2 separate regions of the Homo sapiens genome follow, and region 2 is linked to region 1. A link is a contact called in ENCODE Hi-C or POLR2A ChIA-PET data. All regions are on one chromosome and are shown on one strand. Each heading gives the region's core, a stretch centred on a gene start or an enhancer-like site at or near the end of the contact. The rest is flanking DNA. Distances are from core to core; before and after follow the strand shown. Region 1 overlaps RCAN1 (regulator of calcineurin 1). Region 2 overlaps RCAN1 (regulator of calcineurin 1).

The links. A loop is a pair of places that touch in the nucleus more often than their neighbours do. ChIA-PET counts read pairs that join two places held with the same protein, here RNA polymerase II (POLR2A). Pooled maps may share reads with other maps.
Region 2: a loop to region 1 is called in a map of aorta, with 2.1 times the contacts of the local background. The contact joins two enhancer-like sites. A Hi-C loop is called at or near these places in 17 of 168 maps with a recorded cell type or tissue (CD14-positive monocyte, GM11168, IMR-90 and 12 more), 1 of 37 single-sample maps with no recorded cell type and 12 of 50 pooled maps. POLR2A ChIA-PET finds 5 or more read pairs at or near these places in 8 of 52 experiments (AG04449, AG04450, BJ and 5 more).

The regions. Positions count from the first base shown.
Region 1 is chr21:34,518,506-34,522,788 of GRCh38, forward strand. RCAN1 (regulator of calcineurin 1) reads right to left here. Exons shown (of 4, transcript NM_004414.7): 3 at 2,994-3,153. Among named protein-coding and RNA genes, the nearest start is that of KCNE1, 8.4 kb to the left of the region's middle. Within about 2 kb of position 2,491, at least 5 of the 41 ENCODE cell types and tissues checked have a DNase peak (open chromatin) inside an H3K27ac peak, as active enhancers do.
Region 2 is chr21:34,556,843-34,561,125 of GRCh38, forward strand. All of the region lies in intron 1 of RCAN1 (regulator of calcineurin 1), which reads right to left. Among named protein-coding and RNA genes, the nearest start is that of KCNE1, 47 kb to the left of the region's middle. Within about 2 kb of position 2,494, at least 2 of the 41 ENCODE cell types and tissues checked have a DNase peak (open chromatin) inside an H3K27ac peak, as active enhancers do.

The DNA.
Region 1 (4,283 bases), core at 1,241-3,740:
AAGGAATGCATTTTTCTAGTTATACTTCACATGTCCACCAGATATCTAAACTACCCAGAGAACTCCCTTTCTGTCAGCATTTCCTCAAGTGTGAATGTGAGAAACTTCGGTTCAGGAAAAAGATGGATGAAGAAACGTATTTGGAAACAGAACCCTGGGCCTCCCTCATGCAGCTCCTATTTGAGGGTCGCAGTGCACGCCCAGGAAGGGCGCCACAGGAGGCCCTGCAGCAGACGCAGGGGTGGCTGCACGGAGCCAGGTGCTCTGGAAACGTTTTTGACCTGGGCATCTTTTCCTTAGAACAACTTCTAATCCCCGGGACCAGGAGTGTCCTGCTGTTCTATGTCAGCCTGAGTTCTACCAGGTTGGCCAAGTTCAGGCCACTCTGGTCCAGCAAGGGTGGGGAGAGCTTTCTGCAACTGAAAAACCCGGCAATGTAGAATGAAGGGACTGGGGCCTCCCGCTGGGGTGCCGCTCTGGCCACGGGAAGAGTGTGCATCTCTGGTGCTCATGAAGGCAGCTCTGAGCCTGGCTCCTTAGTACCCAGGGCTCATGGGCACTTTATTCTGCTTCCCTGTGCACCTCAGTTCCCTCCTCAGTAAAGGAGACGGTAAAGGTATTGACTTCATGGAGCTAACAGCATGAGTGAGTGCCCGAGGCAATGAGAACCCGGCTCACCACATGCTTGTCCAGCCCATGTCACCTAGAAAGATGTTTAAGAATGGAGACTGCATCGTTATTGGTGCCCTGCTGGGCAGGGATCTGAAATAGGGGCAGGAGGTTTGCTTCAACCTGCTCCACCCACAGGGTGTGGCCTCATGGTCAGTTTTCTTCCAGGGCTTTGTGCTTGGGATTTCTTTTCTTTTCTTTTTTCTTTTTCTTTCTTTCTTTCTTTTTTTTTTTTTTTTTTTTGAGACAGAGTCTTGCCTGTTGCCCAGGCTGGAATGCAGTGACAAGATCTCGGCTCAGTGCAACCTCCGCCTCCCAGGTTCAAGTGATTCTCCTGCCTCAGCCTCCCAAGTAGCTGGGACTACAGGCGCATGCCATCATACTCAGCTAATTTTTGTATTTTTAGTAGAGACGAGGTTTCACCATGTTGGCCAGGATGGTCTTGATCTCCTGACCTCGTGATCCGCCTGCCTCAGCCTTCCAAAGTGCTGGGATTACAGGCATGAGCCACCGCGCCCGGCCTGTGCTTGGGATTTCTTTGCAGTTCGGGTAAGCGAGGAGGCACCGCACCAACCACTGTGTGATTTCCGCCCGACAAGAGCGGCCCAGGAGAGCTTCCTACCTCCAGCCACACTGGTTACTCCTCTAAACCTGGAAGGTACTTTTACTGATAAGGAAGGTGGTGATCTTTTCTCTATCACATGTGGGACTGGAATGTTATTATAACTGCACTGAAAAAGGCAAAGGAGCTCAGCTCTCTGAGAGAGAGAATTCAGGCATGGGAGGTCAGATGGATTGCTGAAAATGCTGGTTAAGAGCCTCTTACAAATCTACCTCTTTGCAAGTCTCTTATCTACCTACTAATCATCGAAAATCCAGAAAGCTCAGGGTTTAGGACCATAATTTGCAAAATCTCCGCAATCCTGTTGGTTGAAAAGCACAGGTGAAATATGAAATCTCACTCAAGCTCACTGTTAAGTGAACCAAGGACAAACTGATTTTATTACGTCTATTTCCTAAAAAGCCTTCTCCAATAAGCCCTCGGTGAAGGAAGTGGTATATTCTGGAGTATGCAGAATTTTTATTAACAGCATTTGCCTCTGGAACTGTGGACACCTCTTTGCAAGTGGAGACCCTGTTTTCTCCCATTCCTAACCTAGGGGAAGACTCCACACCCTCAGCCATGCTCATGCCCCCGGGCCAGGAGCTGCTGTGGGGGGAGCACACGCTTCCTCAAAATGGCCATTTCTGATCTTGACCTTCACGCCACAATTAGCAGTAAGTAATGTGAGTCTTGCTTTATCCCACAGAGGGAATTTCCGTTTGGACAATGTTTTCAGAAATGTAATCTTTTCAATATGAAACTGCTGATGGACCAAGAAAACAAAACCCTCAACCCAAGGGAACATCAGATTGCTGGTCAAGGAGAAATGAGGAGCTGACGGTCTCAGCATTTATTTGACTTGCTCCACGGACAGAGCAGGAGAAGGCTCAAACCTCTTCACCCCAAGACTCTCCCTCACACCTGCCTCCTCACCCAAACCCTAGAGGACAGGACAGGAACCACCAACATTTTATGGTTTTCAAAAATCCTGCATTGAACACTGACTGTGAGCCAGGTGCTGATGGAAGTGCCTTTCACTCGATGATCTCATCTACTGCTCACAATTCCACCAGTTAAGGCCCACATTTTGGACAAAGAGCCTGAGGAACCTACCCCCTCCCCGCAGTGCTCACACTTTTGTCCCTCCAGAGGACGGGAACTTCCTCTTTCTTTAGCAAGCTCTGTAGGGGACCAGCCCACAGGCCCTGGGGTAGGGCAGCCCGACCGCGGCCCTTCCCTCACCATGGCCTATGGTTCTCCTTCCCTTTTCCTTTAAGAAGGCCAGGTGAGAATCACAGGAAAGGGAGAATTTATTTTGATTAAAAATAACATTTCTTAAAGGGGGCATCGATTTTCCCTTTCCAAAGTCCAATCACTCATCCCTATCCGGAGCGACAGAACCTGGGGCCGGGGCTCAGGCCTCCCACGCAGGCTGTGCTCAGTGGACACAGGAATGGATTCCTGGGACACTGCGGGGGGTGGAGGGGCGTGATGCAGGGTCCCCACGATCAGCCGCAGTCTCTCTAACACTGCAGGTGGTGCCAAGAGGCAGGCATGCTCCCAGCACAAGGGACGGTGGCGCAGAAGAATACAGAGAAGCTCACAAAACATGCCGGCATGGGCTCAGGAGAGCTACGGGGGTAGTGGTGGTACTGCTCCCTGGTGCAGGGCAGCAGCTGTGTCTCCCCCTGCCTCCCTCCCACCCGAGGGCCCTGCTCACCTGGCCCCAGCTTGGAGATGGCATATAAGAGATCATAGTTTATGACTGGGGTCGCATCTTCCACTTGTTTCCATCCCACTGGCGGAGAGGCGGGAGGGGAGATCAGAAACTGCTTGTCTGGATTTGGCGGAGCCAGGTGTGAGCTTCCTATGTGTAAGGTCTGAGGAGAGAAAATAAGCACAGGTCAGTTGTTGCCAGGGAAGAACTGCAGTGAGGCAACAGCACCTAACGCCAGTTCCGGGAGATGGGCAGGTCAATGTCCAGGCGTCAGGACAGGTGTGATTCCAGGACCAATTGTAAGATGGTCTGTAATGGGGAGGGCAAAAGGACATATGAACTCTGGTTGTGGCACAGATAGGATGACAGCCCCCTCCCAGGGCTATGGGAGTCACAGGCACAGGGACTGCAAATAATTACGCTTGACCTAGATGGACAGAAAATCAGCAGAGGTGACTTTAGTATATATGGAAATTTAAGTCACTGTCATTGAGGTCAGGAGGGCTCTTGGAATCAGTCTCTCCCCGCTCCTCATACCACAGAGGCAAGCTCTGAAAGTCCAAAGCCTAGGCCACAGTTCTGAGAGGACACAGCTTCTCAGGGACAGGGAGCCAGGGCTCCACCTGCCCCTAGGGTTCCCCACCCAGCAGCAGCTCTGCACCTCCCTCTCCGGGACTCTGGATCAGATGCCAGAAAAAAAAAAAAAAGCCACTTCCCAGGAGACTTTAAGAAATAAGAATAAGGAACAATAACCTACGATCCTAGTTTGGTTTTAGAAATGCTGACCAGTGATGAGAGGGCTGTCCATAGAGCTCTTACATCTCAAGCTGCGCGGTGTAGGTTTTCTCTGCACTTCCAGATTGCCCTCCCCAAGTTTTCACAATGAATATGCATTGTTTTACAAACAGAAAAGGTCAGAGGAGTACTAAGTAATTATTTGCATAAAATCTTATCCCGTGCAGAAAGGAGTGTACTCACACAGGAAGGCCTAGGCACCCAAGGTCAAAGCTCAGCCTGTGCCTCCCAGGGCAAAAAGGTCAGGGGTGGGGCGGGGATCCCAAATGCTTTATTTATACTTGAAGGGCCCAGCAAGTTCGCTGTCCTCACTTTGAGGAAGAAAAGACACTTTGGCTCTCTGGCGTGGTGTCAGATGAGCTTCCTCCCACTGGGGGAGGCCTTTGGACAGGGTCCTCTCCCATCCCAGCAAGGTATGTGTGTATGTGTGTGTGTGGTGGGGGCGGGTTGGGGGGGTGCTCAGAGCCTGAGGGGGACTTGCTTTACTGAGGAGCTGGC
Region 2 (4,283 bases), core at 1,244-3,743, 38 kb after region 1:
GGTTGCAGGGCCATGCTGAGAAGGGTGCTTTCACTGCACTCCTGATGAAAATATGGGGACACATTTATGGTCCTTTAAAAGCTGTAAAAGGCTGGGCATGGTGGCTGACGCCTGTAATCCCAACACTTGGGAGGCCGAGGCAGGCGGATCACCTGAGGTCAGGAGTTCGAGACCAGCCTGGCCAACATGGTAAAACCCCATCTCTACTAAAAATACAAAAATTAGCTGGGTATGGTGGTACACGCCTGTAATCTCAGCTACTCGGGAGGCTGAGGCAGGAGAATTTCTTGAACCCGGGAGGCGGAGGTTGCAGTGAGCCGAGATCACGCCACTGCACTCCAGCCTTGGTGACAGAGTGAGACTCTGTTTCGAAAAATAAAATAAAATTAAATTAAATTTAAAAAAGCTGTGAAGACCACACCAGAGCCCCTGGTAAAGGTAATGTCCATTCGGCTAGATAAGCCACATGGACACCTCACACTTGGATAGCTCACTCCAGCCACCTATGTCAGAAACACTAACTCATAATTCCCACAACGCCCCACTGAGGTGTGCAGGTGGCAGCCCACATGTTTCTGTTCCATCTATGGAAGGCTGGTGCAGGTCACGTGATTGCTCAAGTCGGGGAATGAGTCAAAGGGAAGGCTAGAAAGACAGTCCAACCCAACACCCTGAGATCCCAGCAGGCACCTTTAACTATCACAGTGTGCCTTTGCCAAGCCTGGGGAAGATGCTAAAATGAGTGACAGATTCAGTTACATTAGCAAGTAACACGTGGTGGCTTTTTAAAATTTGAGACAATTTTTTAAAATAGTAAACATCAACACAACTTTCTCATTTAACATACTTGAAAGATGAGAAAGGTGGTGGCCATCTTTCACAAAAAAAGATGATGCTGATAGATTTAACAGCCACTAGTGATGAAGATGGCGATGATGAAGATGATGAGAAATAGCAGCGATCCGAAATTGACTGCCAGTCACCTATCAGGTATGGATGTAAGCAGTCAACACTCACTCTCTCATGTAACCCTCAAGCCACTCTAGGAGACAGGTACTATCACTTTTTTATAGGTGAGGAACTAAGGCTACATGTTGTGCTTAATTCTCTTGGATGTCCGACCTGGAATCAGAATTTGAGGTAAAGTGACAATGAAATTGTACCCAGCCTAACACAAATTCTTAAAATAGTGAAGAATAATCCATCAAGCCTGTGATGAACTATGTTGACAAGTTCAAGCTGTTGAGGAGGTGCTTGTGCGTTACTGATAGAAAAGGATAATGCTTTTCATGCTGCCGACCATTCACAAGACATTTGGCTATTCCATAAAAGAGATTCTCCCTCTCGAACTCCGAGGGAGAAGGCTGTTTCAGGTTCCCATCACCAAACCACTCTGCAGCTGGGGTGCCCTGCTACCCGGTGCAGGAGCCCTGCACCAACACTCTGACAAAGAACTCCATGAGACAGTCAGAGATGGAAAGGTTTGCCAGGCCAGGACTTCCTCTAGGAAAGCAGGCCTCAGGTTCAGACCTGTTTAAGCTGACACCCAACTCCACCTCCACCGTGACTGAGAATTGAGATGACTGATGAGCTGGAATGATCAAGAAAGGCTAAGAATCATCAGGAAAGGAAATGATCAAGAAGAAAACGTTCATCATTGTTTAAGAAGGCAGGGTTGGACTGTCCATTTTAGACACTGATTCCTCAAATGGTTAAACATCACATTTCTAACAACCAAGAGGCTATATACCCTTCAGCTCTACAGAAAATCTGGCCATCTCAAACAACTTAACGTATTTCCTAAAGATTTTGAATTGTAGAGTTTTACTCTGGTTTTTCAAGGAACCACGGCATCTTCAAAAGGACACTGGTTCTAGGAGTCTGAAGTCCTGGTTTCTAGCTCTCGCTTTTCCAGTAACAAACTGAGTTGCACTGGGGAGAACATTTCATCTCCTGGATCTCGCCCTGTCTGTCGCAAAATCAACGGTAAAGGCTCCCTGGGCTCCAATGCTCCAATGGAATTCAGGGAATCCAAAAGGATGTGACCGGAAAGAACACAATCATGGATAATCTCATTCAGCTTATATAAGTGAACAAAGTGTGGGAAAGCAAGGCAGAGGTATTAGCACTCAAGTGTATTAATATCTATGCTAATGGAATACTACAAGAAACATTCCACCTAAATGCTAAAAACAGGTTTCCAATTAATCATAATTTAACAAAATACAAATTGCTGTCAGTCTAGCTACATGAAATTCCCACTAGGGCCACTGGAAATTGAGAGAATGCAAAGATGGATGGATGTAGTCTACTTATTCCAGGAATAGTTGGAAAATTTGGAATAAGGCCAGGATTAGGGAAAAAATAAAACAAAACTTGCCTGACAAATTGAGTAGTGTTGGGAAGTTTAATACAATCTGTGACTGATTCACAGCGCAGGAGTCTTTCTGTAAGAAGAGCCCTGTTTGTTCTGGGCAGTGGCTTATATGTTCAAGAATGAGTTCAGATGAGTGCAACTTCAAGTAGAGCTCCACAATGAATCCAATTACGTAGGCGGCCACCACAGCACTTCTTTAACTTTCGTAGGCAAGGAAGAAGATAAAGAACTCATTTGTAAGGTATACAAATGCCCTGCTGGTAATGGTCTAATAAGCCTAACAATTTAAATGCCATGCTCTGAAATAACCCTTTGTTTCGGTGGATTGAGTCAGCCAAAGTATCCGGAACTGGGTCCCACAGAGGGTCCTGATGTTCTTTGGAACATAGCTCACATTTTCCAGTTTATTATGCAGGTTCTGACTGATAATAATTCTGTCACAGTCAACCTACACTTTGCAGTTTACAAGGTCATTTCACATGTATTAACTCTTTCAAGTTTCTCTAAAACCTGGAGAGGATATAGGGAAGGTGTTAACTATCCTTACCTTTGAAGAAAGGAGGCTTGGTGAATTGAGACTACTTGCCTAAGGTCAGGCAGCTCACAATCGCCAGCATCAACATTCACATTCCTGCCCTGTGATTCTGTGGTCCCGGATGGCTGTACCCAAATATTTCTTCCTGAAGGTCTTTGAGTTAGTCCTGAAAAAGGCACGGTTCAGGTACACTGACATGCCTTCAAGTTTCCACGGTGAGCCAGTGAACATTACTTAACGAGAGCAATGGTGAGCTCATGCAGATCTCAGGCTCTGAACTGAGAAAATGTTCAGACCATTAAAAAACCTTTCTCCCCCCAACAATTTTGTCTTTTAATCTAAGAAGTCAGGTTCTTGGCATTTCTGACCACTCTAACACAAATCCAGAATTTGCCTAAGCGAGCAAAAGAGGATGCACAAATCATGACTGTAACAAGCCTGGTTTAGTCTGACGGGGTTGCCGGTACAGGCACATTCTAGGATAGATGCAGGCAGCCCATGAAAGTCCCAGGGAAAGAAGTCCACACTGGGAGGGGCTAAAAGCTTCGGACAGGTGGCTAATTCTAAAGTTCCTTCTGTGAACTGCTCCACATAAGCAAAGCAACCTAGACTTCCCTAAGAATTTGAAAGCAGGATCTTACTTTATCATTTTTCCATCTTTTACGCTTAGAACAAAGAAGTAACAAAGAATAAGAATAAAAATCAAGGAGAAAGAACAGAGGCAAACAATAGTGCCCATACTGATACTTATTTTAAGATTGTTGATTTTTGTGGGACATCCATTTCCTGGAAAACTTTACAAAAGAGGATTGTTGTAAAGTTCTAAATGATGAAGACAGGGCTTTATAACGGAAACCATTTCTCAATTCTTTAATAATTTTAATACTTAATAATTAGCACCAGAAGAAAATTTGGTTGAAGTGATGACAAAAAGAAAATCATGTGTGAAAAATTGGAAATATTGACATGATTTCACAAAGACATCAGAAGAATGATACATTTGTGCAGGAAGTACAGTAAGAGCCTGGGGGAAGCTAAATGGAAAATTAGTGGTCAAATAAAGAAACAAAAGAGAGCAATGTCCAGTAAGGCCATTCTGACTATAAAGCCATTCTGACTATACTCTTACAAACTGATGTGATTTGGCTCTGTGTCCCCACCCAAATCTCACCATGAATTGTAATCTCGATAATCCCCACATGTCAAGGGTGGGACCAGGTGGAGGTAATTGGATCATGGGGGTGGTTTCCCTCATCCTGTTCTGGTGATAATGAGTGAGTTTCAGGGGATCCGATGATTTTATAAGTGCCTATCATTTCCCCTGCTTGCACTCACTCCATCCTGCCGCCCTGTGAAGAAGGTTGCCTGCTT